Regions from separate parts of the Homo sapiens genome. Here regions 1 and 2 are each linked to region 3. A link is a contact called in ENCODE Hi-C or POLR2A ChIA-PET data. All regions are on one chromosome and are shown on one strand. Each heading gives the region's core, a stretch centred on a gene start or an enhancer-like site at or near the end of the contact. The rest is flanking DNA. Distances are from core to core; before and after follow the strand shown. Region 1 holds the start of CDKN3 (cyclin dependent kinase inhibitor 3). Region 2 holds the start of GMFB (glia maturation factor beta). Region 3 holds the start of TMEM260 (transmembrane protein 260).

The links. A loop is a pair of places that touch in the nucleus more often than their neighbours do. ChIA-PET counts read pairs that join two places held with the same protein, here RNA polymerase II (POLR2A). Pooled maps may share reads with other maps.
Region 1: a loop to region 3 is called in a map of CD8-positive, alpha-beta T cell, with 23 times the contacts of the local background. The contact joins the promoter of CDKN3 here to the promoter of TMEM260 in region 3. A Hi-C loop is called at or near these places in 2 of 168 maps with a recorded cell type or tissue (CD4-positive, alpha-beta T cell and CD8-positive, alpha-beta T cell) and 8 of 50 pooled maps.
Region 2: a loop to region 3 is called in a map of CD8-positive, alpha-beta T cell, with 6 times the contacts of the local background. The contact joins the promoter of GMFB here to the promoter of TMEM260 in region 3. A Hi-C loop is called at or near these places in 1 of 168 maps with a recorded cell type or tissue (CD8-positive, alpha-beta T cell) and 6 of 50 pooled maps. POLR2A ChIA-PET finds 5 or more read pairs at or near these places in 2 of 52 experiments (CD4-positive, alpha-beta T cell and activated T-cell).

What each region holds. Positions count from the first base shown.
Region 1 is chr14:54,395,606-54,398,746 of GRCh38, reverse strand. It overlaps CDKN3 (cyclin dependent kinase inhibitor 3), which reads right to left and starts at 1,740. Exons shown (of 8, transcript NM_005192.4): 1 at 1,670-1,740. The coding sequence starts at 1,678.
Region 2 is chr14:54,487,047-54,490,299 of GRCh38, reverse strand. It overlaps GMFB (glia maturation factor beta), which reads left to right and starts at 1,320. Exons shown (of 7, transcript NM_004124.3): 1 at 1,320-1,375. The coding sequence starts at 1,373. RefSeq lists a silencer at 1,238-1,637.
Region 3 is chr14:56,578,409-56,581,889 of GRCh38, reverse strand. TMEM260 (transmembrane protein 260) reads right to left here and starts at 2,092. Exons shown (of 16, transcript NM_017799.4): 1 at 1,816-2,092. The coding sequence starts at 1,975. RefSeq lists a silencer at 1,805-2,024.

The DNA of each region.
Region 1 (3,141 bases), core at 491-2,990, 2.2 Mb after region 3:
TTGGAACTTAATCCTGCAGCATTTTGACATGGAAGACTTCTACACTCCTTGTTGAAATTTTAAGGAATCAAAAGAAAAAGAAAAACAAAAACAAAACAGAACAAAACCCATACCCTTTTCTCACTCCCTAGTTGAAACCAATTGAAAGATAAAGAAATGGAGTTTTATTATTGTATATCAAATGGAGTATGCAGCTTAAAGCTGTTGCCACGTGGGCTTGCCCCTTGTTCACCCCAGAATTAGACAAATGTATCCACCCAGTCACAGGTGGCCATGGACAGTCTGGGGCTCCTGTGTGCCAGAGAGTGGACCAGAAAGCACCTTCTGCAGGCAGGCAGGTAGATCCCAAGAAAGAAGGAAAGAAAAAGTTGAGATACTGGTGTTCAGTTCCTTCCAAACTCGGGGATCAGATAACTCAATGGGGACAGGTGGAGAAAGAGGCCAGGAGTGAAGGACAGCTGATGTCCCTCCACATGGCAACATAGGGATTAGCAATTGTAAGCACCTAATGCTCTTTCTAGCTCTGAAGCTATATTCTACAACGGTCTTGGTACTAGAAGATCACAGGACGGCTAATTTAGGCTACGGACTTTTTTTTCTTTCTTTCTTTTATCTTGAGATAGGGTTTTGCTCTGTCGCCCAGGCTGGAGGGCAGTGGCGTGATATCCGCTCACTGCAACCTCTGCCTCTTGGGTTCAAGCTATTTGCGTGGCTCAGCCTCCCGAGTAGCTGGGACTACAGGCGTGCACTACCACGCTCAGCTAATGTTTGTATTTTTAGTAGAGACGGGGTTTCACCGTGTTGGCTAGGCTTGTCTCCAACTCCTGGCCTCAAGTGATCCGCCCGCCTTGGCCTCCCAAAGTGTTGGGATTACAGGCGCGAGACACCACCCGGCCCTAGGCTATGGATTTCTGTTGCTTTGGCTCTATCTGAAGTATTATAATCAACTGCACCCAAAGGAAAGGCTTCCAGTAGGTTGTCAAGCCGGGCAGTAGGAAATATGGGTTAGGTGGGGGATCTTCAGCTCCTTGCCTGCATCTGTTTTTTCTTTAAAGCAACTTTGATGATTCATATTTCAAATTTGTGTGGCCCATTCACCAGGTTTATTAATCCTAACAGAGCTGGACGTTTCTGCTTCCCCAGGCCCTGTGATTCTGAACGTCACGGGAAAAGAGCAGCATTGCCAGGTGGCCCTGGGGCATGGTGACAGCGGTGGTGTCGCCCACAAGCCGCGGCGTGGCATTCGTACTCAAGGTTTCCCCAGGCCCTGTGGGCGCAGGTAGCGCCCGGCCACCCTTCGGGGCTGGGGTATCGCGCCCACTCATCGCTGACACTCAAGCTCTTCGGCTCGGTTTCCTCGGTACAACGAGGCTCGGCCCTCTTTGGCTGGGCGGCTGGGAGGCTTATGAGACCCCGCAGGGGACAGGTGACAGCCCACAGCAGGTGCACAGCGAATGTCCGTCTTTCCTTCGTCGGCCACCGACCCTGCTCCTTCGTCTCTCGTGCCCGTGCTGGGCCCGTGCGAGTCACCTCCCCGACCCGCAGAACGGTTACGGCGCCAGTCGCACTGCTACCAGGCTAGGGCTGCCCTCCGGCCCAGGATCGGGTCCCCGGGACCGCTTGCGTCCCTGCCGCCTCGCTCCTCCAAACCCCAGCACGTCCGACTCACCGGCTTCATCGCTGGCCGCCCCACGTCGAGACCAGTGCCGCCTCCCTCTGCAGCGCCGGCGACTCACCGGTGCCCCGGCCGAGCCCGCGCCCCGCAGCTTAGCTCACTGGTTCGTCCTTCTGTGAGGTGGGCGCGGCGTCTTCCAGCAACCAATCAGATCCGCTTCTGGTTTCTTACTCCGCCTTTGGGTGGCCGAAGACTCGGCCTCTAATCGCTGACTGGTTCCTAGAAGACCTTTGAAAGACGCGCGGGAGGCGGGCCCTGTGGGACGTTGATTGGCTGGGAGGGCGCCCTCCTCCCGCCAGTTGGGAGAGTGCAGGGGGCGGAGGCGGGGCGGAAGAGTCAGAAGGCGGCCCTAGCGCTTGGGGGACGCTGGAAAGCTTTGCTTCTTGATGGCAGGATGTCAGCGTGGTCCATACGGTTGGGAGGTGATTTTTTTTTTTTTCTTGAGACGGAGTTCGCTCTTGTTGCCCAGGCTGGAGTGCAATGGCGCGATCTCGGCTCACCGCCACCTCCGCCTCCCGGATTCAAGCGAGTCTCCGCCTCACCCTCCCGAGTAGCTGGGATTACAAGGATGTGCCACCAAGCCTGACTAATTTTTGTATTTTTTGTAGAGACGGGGTTTCTCCATGTTGGTCAGGCTGGTCTCGAACCCGGGTTGGGAGTTTTTGTGTTTGTGACGGAAGTCTTACTATGTTGCCCAGGCTGGCCTCGAACTCCTGTCCTCAAGCAATCCTCCCGCCTTAGCCTCCCTTGTAGCGGCTACGGTAGGGAGTTTTTGTTTCTTTAAGTTGTATTTTTATTTTTTATTTTTTAAGGGCTCAGGGAAGCACTGTATTGGATCGTCACATGAAAAACATCACATAGACTTTGTAATTATATCTAGACATACAAATACTAGGGAAAAAACTAAAAATTTAGAGTATAAACATATTTTATATGCTTGAAGTTTTAGTTTATCGTTCCAGAAACTAGACAAGTTACAGTGTAGATCAATATTCCTGTCCCCCAAATATGAATTAAATTATATTGTGTGAAAGGGAAATTATAAAATGCCAGGTAAGATAGGTCTAAGGGCCAGTGTGTCTACATAATTAGCTGTAATCTTTTAAAAATGTGAGTATTTCTCCGCCTTCTCCAGTCCCCATTTAACTAGCCATGGGAAAGGAAGTCGCCTGGAGCAGATCTGAGAAAAATATGCAGAAATTTCAACCCCTGATTCATGTTGTGAAAGCCAATGGGTATAGAGCTATTAGAAGGAATTCCTTAGTAAAGAAGGTACCACAGTTTGATTTAGAGACTGTATTAGCTAGTCATGGTTGCCCAGAGATAAAGAATGAATAGGATGTGTATATATGGATATAGAAACAGATTTATTTTAAGGAATTGGCTCCTGTGCTTGTGGAAGCTTGGAGAGTCCAAAATCTGATGGGGGGAGGCCAGTGCGCTGGAGACTCAGGAAAGGCTGTACT
Region 2 (3,253 bases), core at 71-2,570, 2.1 Mb after region 3:
CCCTGGCAAACAGATAATGCTGACCTGCATAAACTACCCCTAATTTGTTGTGCTCTTTTAGGAGAGTCAGTCAGGGAATTCTCTCATTCTCTTATGCTGCCTCCCTTATGCTCCGGCATAAGCTCCAATGAAGCCTTGCCTGGAGAAACTCTTTTGGCCTCAGGTCAATTTGCATTGAGAGACCAAGAACCCATGGTCATAACAAAATGAGGTACTGCCCCAGGCAGTTTGTTTTATTGAAGGTACCTGTTGAATCCTAGAGCCTAAACTTTACTTCTCCCAAACCACTTTCTTCATGCATTCAAAACTGGACTTGTTCCACTAAGTCTGCATCTGGTACAGAGACTTCTTGATGTTTACTTAGGCAGTGGCCCATAAGAGTGCTCATTGAAACACCAATCATCATTCATTCATACTTCAATAAATAACTTGTATGGAGAAAAGAGGCTGGGCATGGTGGCTGACGCCTGTGATCCCAGCGCTTTGGGAGGCACACAGGAAGACTGTTTGTGGCCAGGAGTTCAAGACCAGCTTGGGCAATATAGGGAGACTCTATCTCTACAAAAAAATTTAAAAATTAGCCGGGTGTGTGGTGGCACACGGCTGTAGTCCCAGCTACTGGGGAGGCTGAGGTAGGAGGATTGCTTGAACCCAGGAGTTTGAGGCTGCTGTGAGCTATAATCGTGCTACTGCATTCCAGCCTGGGCAACAGAGCGAGACGAGAGAGAGAGAGAAGAAATGTGTGTGTGTGAGAGAAGAGAGAAGAAATGTGTGTGTGTGTGAGAGAGAAGAAATGTGTGTAAGAGAGAGAGGGAAAGGGGGAGGGAGAGAGAGAGAAAGAGAGAGAGAGAGAGAGAGAGATTGATTAACCAAGTCCTGGAAGGCAGCCGTGGTCAGAAGTGGGGTTCTGGAGAGGGTGGGAGGAAAGGAGGTGTGCCTAGATTTGAGGGAGATCAAATTTGGAAGGTAGGCTGCGGTCAGTACACACATTTACCATTGAAAACATTGATGTCACCATTAACATGCTCTCAGAGCTTGAAGACTGCGAAAAAGGTCCGGAGAACTGGCATGACTTTTAAGTATGCACCTTGGGTTTGTTTCTCACTTGCAGCCAGGCAGAGCGTCCTCCTCTAGAGGGAGCAGGGAAAAGAAAAAAAAAAAAAAAAAAAAAAAAAAAAAAATCAGGCGATCGCATTCTGTCTAATTTTGAGCCGCGCCTTTTGCCGTCCGCCATCACGTGCCGGCCCGCTGAGGCCGCGTTGATAGGTGGGGGCGACTGGGCCAGGCGCCGGGGCAGGAAGGGAGGCGGCCGCCGTGCCATTCTTAAAGGCGCCCGAGTGTAGGCGACAGGCCGCTGACGGCCGGAAGGAAAATGGTGAGTTGCCGCTGGGAGGGCGGGGGCCGGAGGGCTGGGCGAGCCGGCCAGCCGGGTTTTCCCGGTTTCCGGAGCCGGCGGCGGCGGGCAGCGCCCAGGAGGGCTCGGCGGCCGCTTCCGCTCCCAGCAGCTGGCCAGTGCCCATAGCTAGAGTACTTGGCCTCTGCCGCCGCCACCACGCCTCAGGGCAGCATCTTCCAGCTGGGCCCGGGGTGGACCCGCCCAGCGGGCCATGGGACTAGGGTGCGGCCACGAGCAGGGGGGTTGGGGAGGCCCCACGCCAGGTCCTTCTGGTTGGAGGGCTTCAGCTTCTGAGCTGTAGGTTGGAGGGAAAGGGGTCTGCCCCATCGGAGGGCTCCCTCAATTCCTGCTTTCCCTGCCAGGGCCGTGGCCAGGTTCCAGGGGTTGGTGGGCCCCGAGCATCTTCCACCTGGCGGCGTTTTGGGGGAGGACTCGAATTCCGATTGAATTCTCTCGGCCTCACCTTAGCTTCTTTCTCTCTGCTCCTTTCCCTAGCTTCCTACAGAGGATTTCTCCTTATCTTTGCTTTCCTATGGCAGTTGGAAACCTTTCGACCCAAAGCTTTGGCACTGGGCCTTAAAGTAATTGTCAATAACTTTAGTTTTGTTGGTTCTGGGGGCTGTGGCTTCTGTTCTTACATGGGATGGACCCCAAGCATAAAAATAAAGTGGAAAATTAAATAAATCGCCATCAAGGATCTTTTGGATCCATCCCATTAGGTTTTAAAATATGGGTAAATTTCATTAGAAACAACAAAACACTGCTCTCTGTGACCATCCACTCAATTCTCAGCCCACTTTCATCGAATAGATCTTGTCATGGTCACTGAATCGAATGGATTCTTTTCAGTTTTCGTCTTCTCTGACCTTTTAGCTGCATTCCAGAGTGTTATACTCTCTTGTTTTTGAAGCATTCTCTTCCTTCATTCTTCCCCTTTGGCTTCTGGGATACAGAGCTCCTCCTACTTCTCCTATTGGTCCATCTGTTTCCCTTTCAGACTATTCTCCTTTCCCTGGACAATGCTCGAAGGAGTCCCAGGTTTCATCCTAATCCTTCATTTTCCATTCTGTATTCTTCATCCTAAACTATGGCTTCAGTTACCATCTATATTCAGATGACTTGTGAATTTACAGCTCAGAAGACCTTGCTTCTGAGATCCAATCCAGATCTGTATGTACTTTTTTTTCTTTGAGTCGGAGTTTCACTCTTGTGGCCCAGGCTGGAGTGCAATGGCGGGATCTCGGCCCATTGCAACCTCCGCCTCCCAGGTTCAAGCAGTTCTCCTGCCTCAGCCTCCCAAGTAGCTGGGATTACAGGCATGTGCCACCACGCCCGGCTAATTTTGTTTTTTTGTTTGTTTGTTTTGAGATGGAGTCTCGCTCTGTCGCGTTGGTTGGAGTGCAGTGGCGCGATCTCCGCTCACTGCAAGCTCCGCCTCCCTGGTTCACGCCGTTCGTTCTCCCGCCTCAGCCTCCCGAGTAGCTGGGACTACAGGCTCCCGCCACCACACCCGGCTAATTTTGTTTTTGTATTTTTAGTACAGACGGGGTTTCACCGTGTTAGCCAGGATGGTCTCGATCTCCTGACCTCGTGATCCACCTGCCTCGGCCTCCCAAAGTGCTGGGATTACAGGCGTGAGCCACCGCGCCCGGCCCTAATTTTGTATTTTTAGTAGAGACGGGGTTTCACCATGTTAGCCAGGATGGTCTCGATCTCCTGACCTCAAGTGATCCACCTGCCCCGGCCTCCCAAAGTGTTGAGATTACAGACGTGAGCTACCGCGCCTGACCCCAGATCTATATATTAATATTTCAATATTTAGTTACCATTCCCCTGGGAAGCTTTTCCTCCACTTGG
Region 3 (3,481 bases), core at 843-3,342:
AAACATCACTACATATGTGATGGTGGATTTAGAAAAGAATTTCATGAAATGTTTTGACGAAAAGTAGAGGTTAAGGGGGCATATTCTGAAGTCAATATACTTTTCTTTTCCTGATTTCTCTACTTTGTGTGACTTTGGGCATAGCTTAGCCTTAGTTTTCCCATTTATAAAAGGAAAATAATAATTGCACCTACTTTTAAGGGTAGCTGGGAGGGTTAAAACAACAACCCATATAAAGCACTTGGAACAGTGCCTGGCACATAGTAAGTGCCCAACAAACGTCAGTTATTATAAATCTCACTCCCATCCTTCACACTCAACCAACCATAAGTAGCTGTCAATCTTTTTATTTTTTTACAAGTAACAGAACTACCTAACCTCTGAATAATGCTCTCCAGCACCAAAACTCACAACTATAAAGTTACTTCCATTATGAAATACCAATCTTGGTAACACTGTACAGAAACTCCCTACTACACGAATGAAACACTATCCCTACTTGTGCAACAGGACCTGAAAGAAGAAAGGTAACAATTTGAAGATGTAACATCAAAGATCTTCAACGTGGTAGGCAGCCCTAAATATGATCCCCACTAATCCCCAAGTCCTGATATTCTCACCTGTGTAATCCTTCCCCCTTGAATATGGGTTGGGTTTACTGACGAAGTTCCAGGAATAAAATGCAGAAGTGGTATATCACTTACAGTATTAGGTTACAAAATGACAGAGCTGTCAGACAGAGAGGTGTCCTTCATCTTTTTCTTGACAGAAGTCAGTTAACTTATGGAGACCCACATAGCAAAGAACTAGATTGCGTTTCTCCCCAAATTGAGCCTTGAGAAGACCGCAGCCCCATCGCACACCATGACAGCAACCTTTTTCTGAGTACGAGCATCTAGCTTAAACGGCACCCAGACTCCTGATTTACAAAAACGGGAGACGATAAACGTTTGCTGTTTAAGCTGCTCAATTTGGGGATCACTAGTCATGCAGCAAAAACTGCTTCTTCAGTCCATAGGTTCACCACCTGAAATTACAGCACTATTCTGACAAAATTACTGGCCATGATATGGCATTATTGAATCCAAAAACAAAACATGGATCTTGTTTCTTGCATCAAATACAAAACAATTAGTGTGATTTAAGGGCCAATGAGTCATGCTTTTCTTTTTCATAGAAACAGCCGCACCTGGCTTCCACCTTTTTAAGAGTTCTCCTGCAAATATTCTGCATGGCTAGTTCCTTCTCAATATTCAGGTTTCAACTAAAACACCACCTCTTCAGAGGTCTTTCCTGAATAGTCATTCGGAAGGACCCACTACTTACCCCCACTCTCAATCATATTTCCCTCCTACTGTCTCCATAACTTATCACCAGTGAATATGCTGTTTATTCATTAACTTGTGTATTGTCTAACCGCACTGGAACACTAGCAATTATCTGTTCGCCACTACTGTTCTTTTGTTTGAAACATAATAAGGACACCGTGAATAATATCTGTGGACTAAAAAAGACTGAAAGTAAATACTCAGGACCAGGATAAAAGATCTGGGGAAGTGGAGAGGTCGATAAGCCCCACCAGGCGAAACCAACAATACGCCCCATCTCGAAAACCTGAGAACTAAAGAAACCACAACGACAGGAATGGAAACAGAAGTGGGCTCTGGAACACACAATAGTGCGCTGTGCACAGGGGGGTGGATGGAGGCCCAGAGCTGACCAGACCGAATGCCAAGAGCAGGGGCCAGACGCAGACCCTGCCCGTTCTGGGACCAGGGGAGAGGGACAGAAGGGGCAACCCTGCGAGTACTTTACCGGAGTCTCCCCCCGGTACCGAAGGGGGCAGGGTGAAGGTGAACACTGCGGCCACGGCGGCGAACACCGCCACGCCGCCGCGGATGCCCCCGGAGCGCCGCAGCCCCACTCGGACTGCCCGCCCCTGGGCCTGGCCCCTGCCGTCGCCATGGGGACTCATGGGCCAGTGGCGACCGAGGGAGAAGGACACGGCCAGCCCAAGAACCCGGTGCGACACGGAGCTCCCCAGCCGAGAGACGAGCGCAGCTTGTGCGGCGGCCACGGCGGCTTCCGGGTCGAGCCTCCGCGGGTTGGACCGCACCTTTCTCCGCCTGAGCGCGGGGAGGAGAAAATGCCAGGCCTCCCTTGAGCCAGGCCCTGCGAGTTTTCCCGCAGTGCACCACGCATTGGCGTTCACCTACTTATAATGTGATTTAAGGTTCCTAATCACCAGGAGAGCATTCCCTTTAAAAAGCAAGCCCGGCCACAGGCCTACCTTCTCCATGGCTATTCCCCCCTTTTATACTGACTTGGTTGGGTCTGACAGAGACCAAAGCAGCGTCGAAAACCGCGAGCGAGGAAGGGCTGCTCCTGCCCCCTACGGTGCGGGGTGGAACTGCACAAAAGGGCCACGATCAGCCAGGAGCCCCTACCTGTGCTAAAAAAAAAAAAAGGGTGGTGTATTTACCGTATGTGCAAAGTAAGCCAATAAATACATTAATCACAATTATGTATTTATTACGATTTACTACGTTACTATGACTAATTACAATAAGTCTGTGTGCTACTTATTAAATCACTGAGTAATTTTTAGAGAGATTAGAATATGCTAGTGCGTCTTTTTTTTTTTTTTTCATTCCATAGCATAATGAAAACTCTGTAGATGAGTCGGGAAATTTGAGTTCCTGTATTCATGCAGATAACTCAAACCATGATAAAGGTGTCTCCTAGTTTAATGAAGAGGAGTGTTTTGCTGGAGCTTTCAACACAGCAAAGTGGAAAATGAAATTGAATCACCATATTTTACAATGAGCTGTAACGCAAAAAAAAAGAATCGGAGCCGTTAATAAGGACAACTACATAACAGCGCAGTTAAGCTTTTTAAGCTTATGTTTTATTATTAAAGCAATTATCCTGGAGTGGGCGGGGAGGAGAGCAACCCGCATAAAATGTATCTCAAAGACACACTGAAAACCAGTGACAATCTCAAACGTGTTACGCGCAATTTGATAGAGACACAGTGACTAAACTATAGAGTAACATATACCTACCTTGACGGTCATGGGGCCAGCACACCTTAGTCTTTTCCAGGTACTTATACAATTTCCAGCCTTTTCCAGGTAATTTCTCAGCTGTACTGTGAGTTCCTGGAGGAGAGGGGCTGTGTGGTAGAGTGCTTCTAAAATGGATTCCCAGATAACCCTGCCTCCTCACTCACTTCCTGTATAAGCTGCTCGCCTTATGTGTGAGCTTAACCTAAGGATTGGCTTCTATCAATACAATAAGGCAAAAGTGATGGATGTCACTTTCAAGATTAGGTTATGAAAGACTAACTTTCATCTTGCTGGCACTCCCTCTTGTCCTCTCACTTGTTCTCTCTGATGAAGCCACCTACCATGGTGTAGGCTGCCCTGTGGAAAGGTCCACATGGGAAGAAACTGAGAGCCGCCTCTAGCCAACAGCTGGC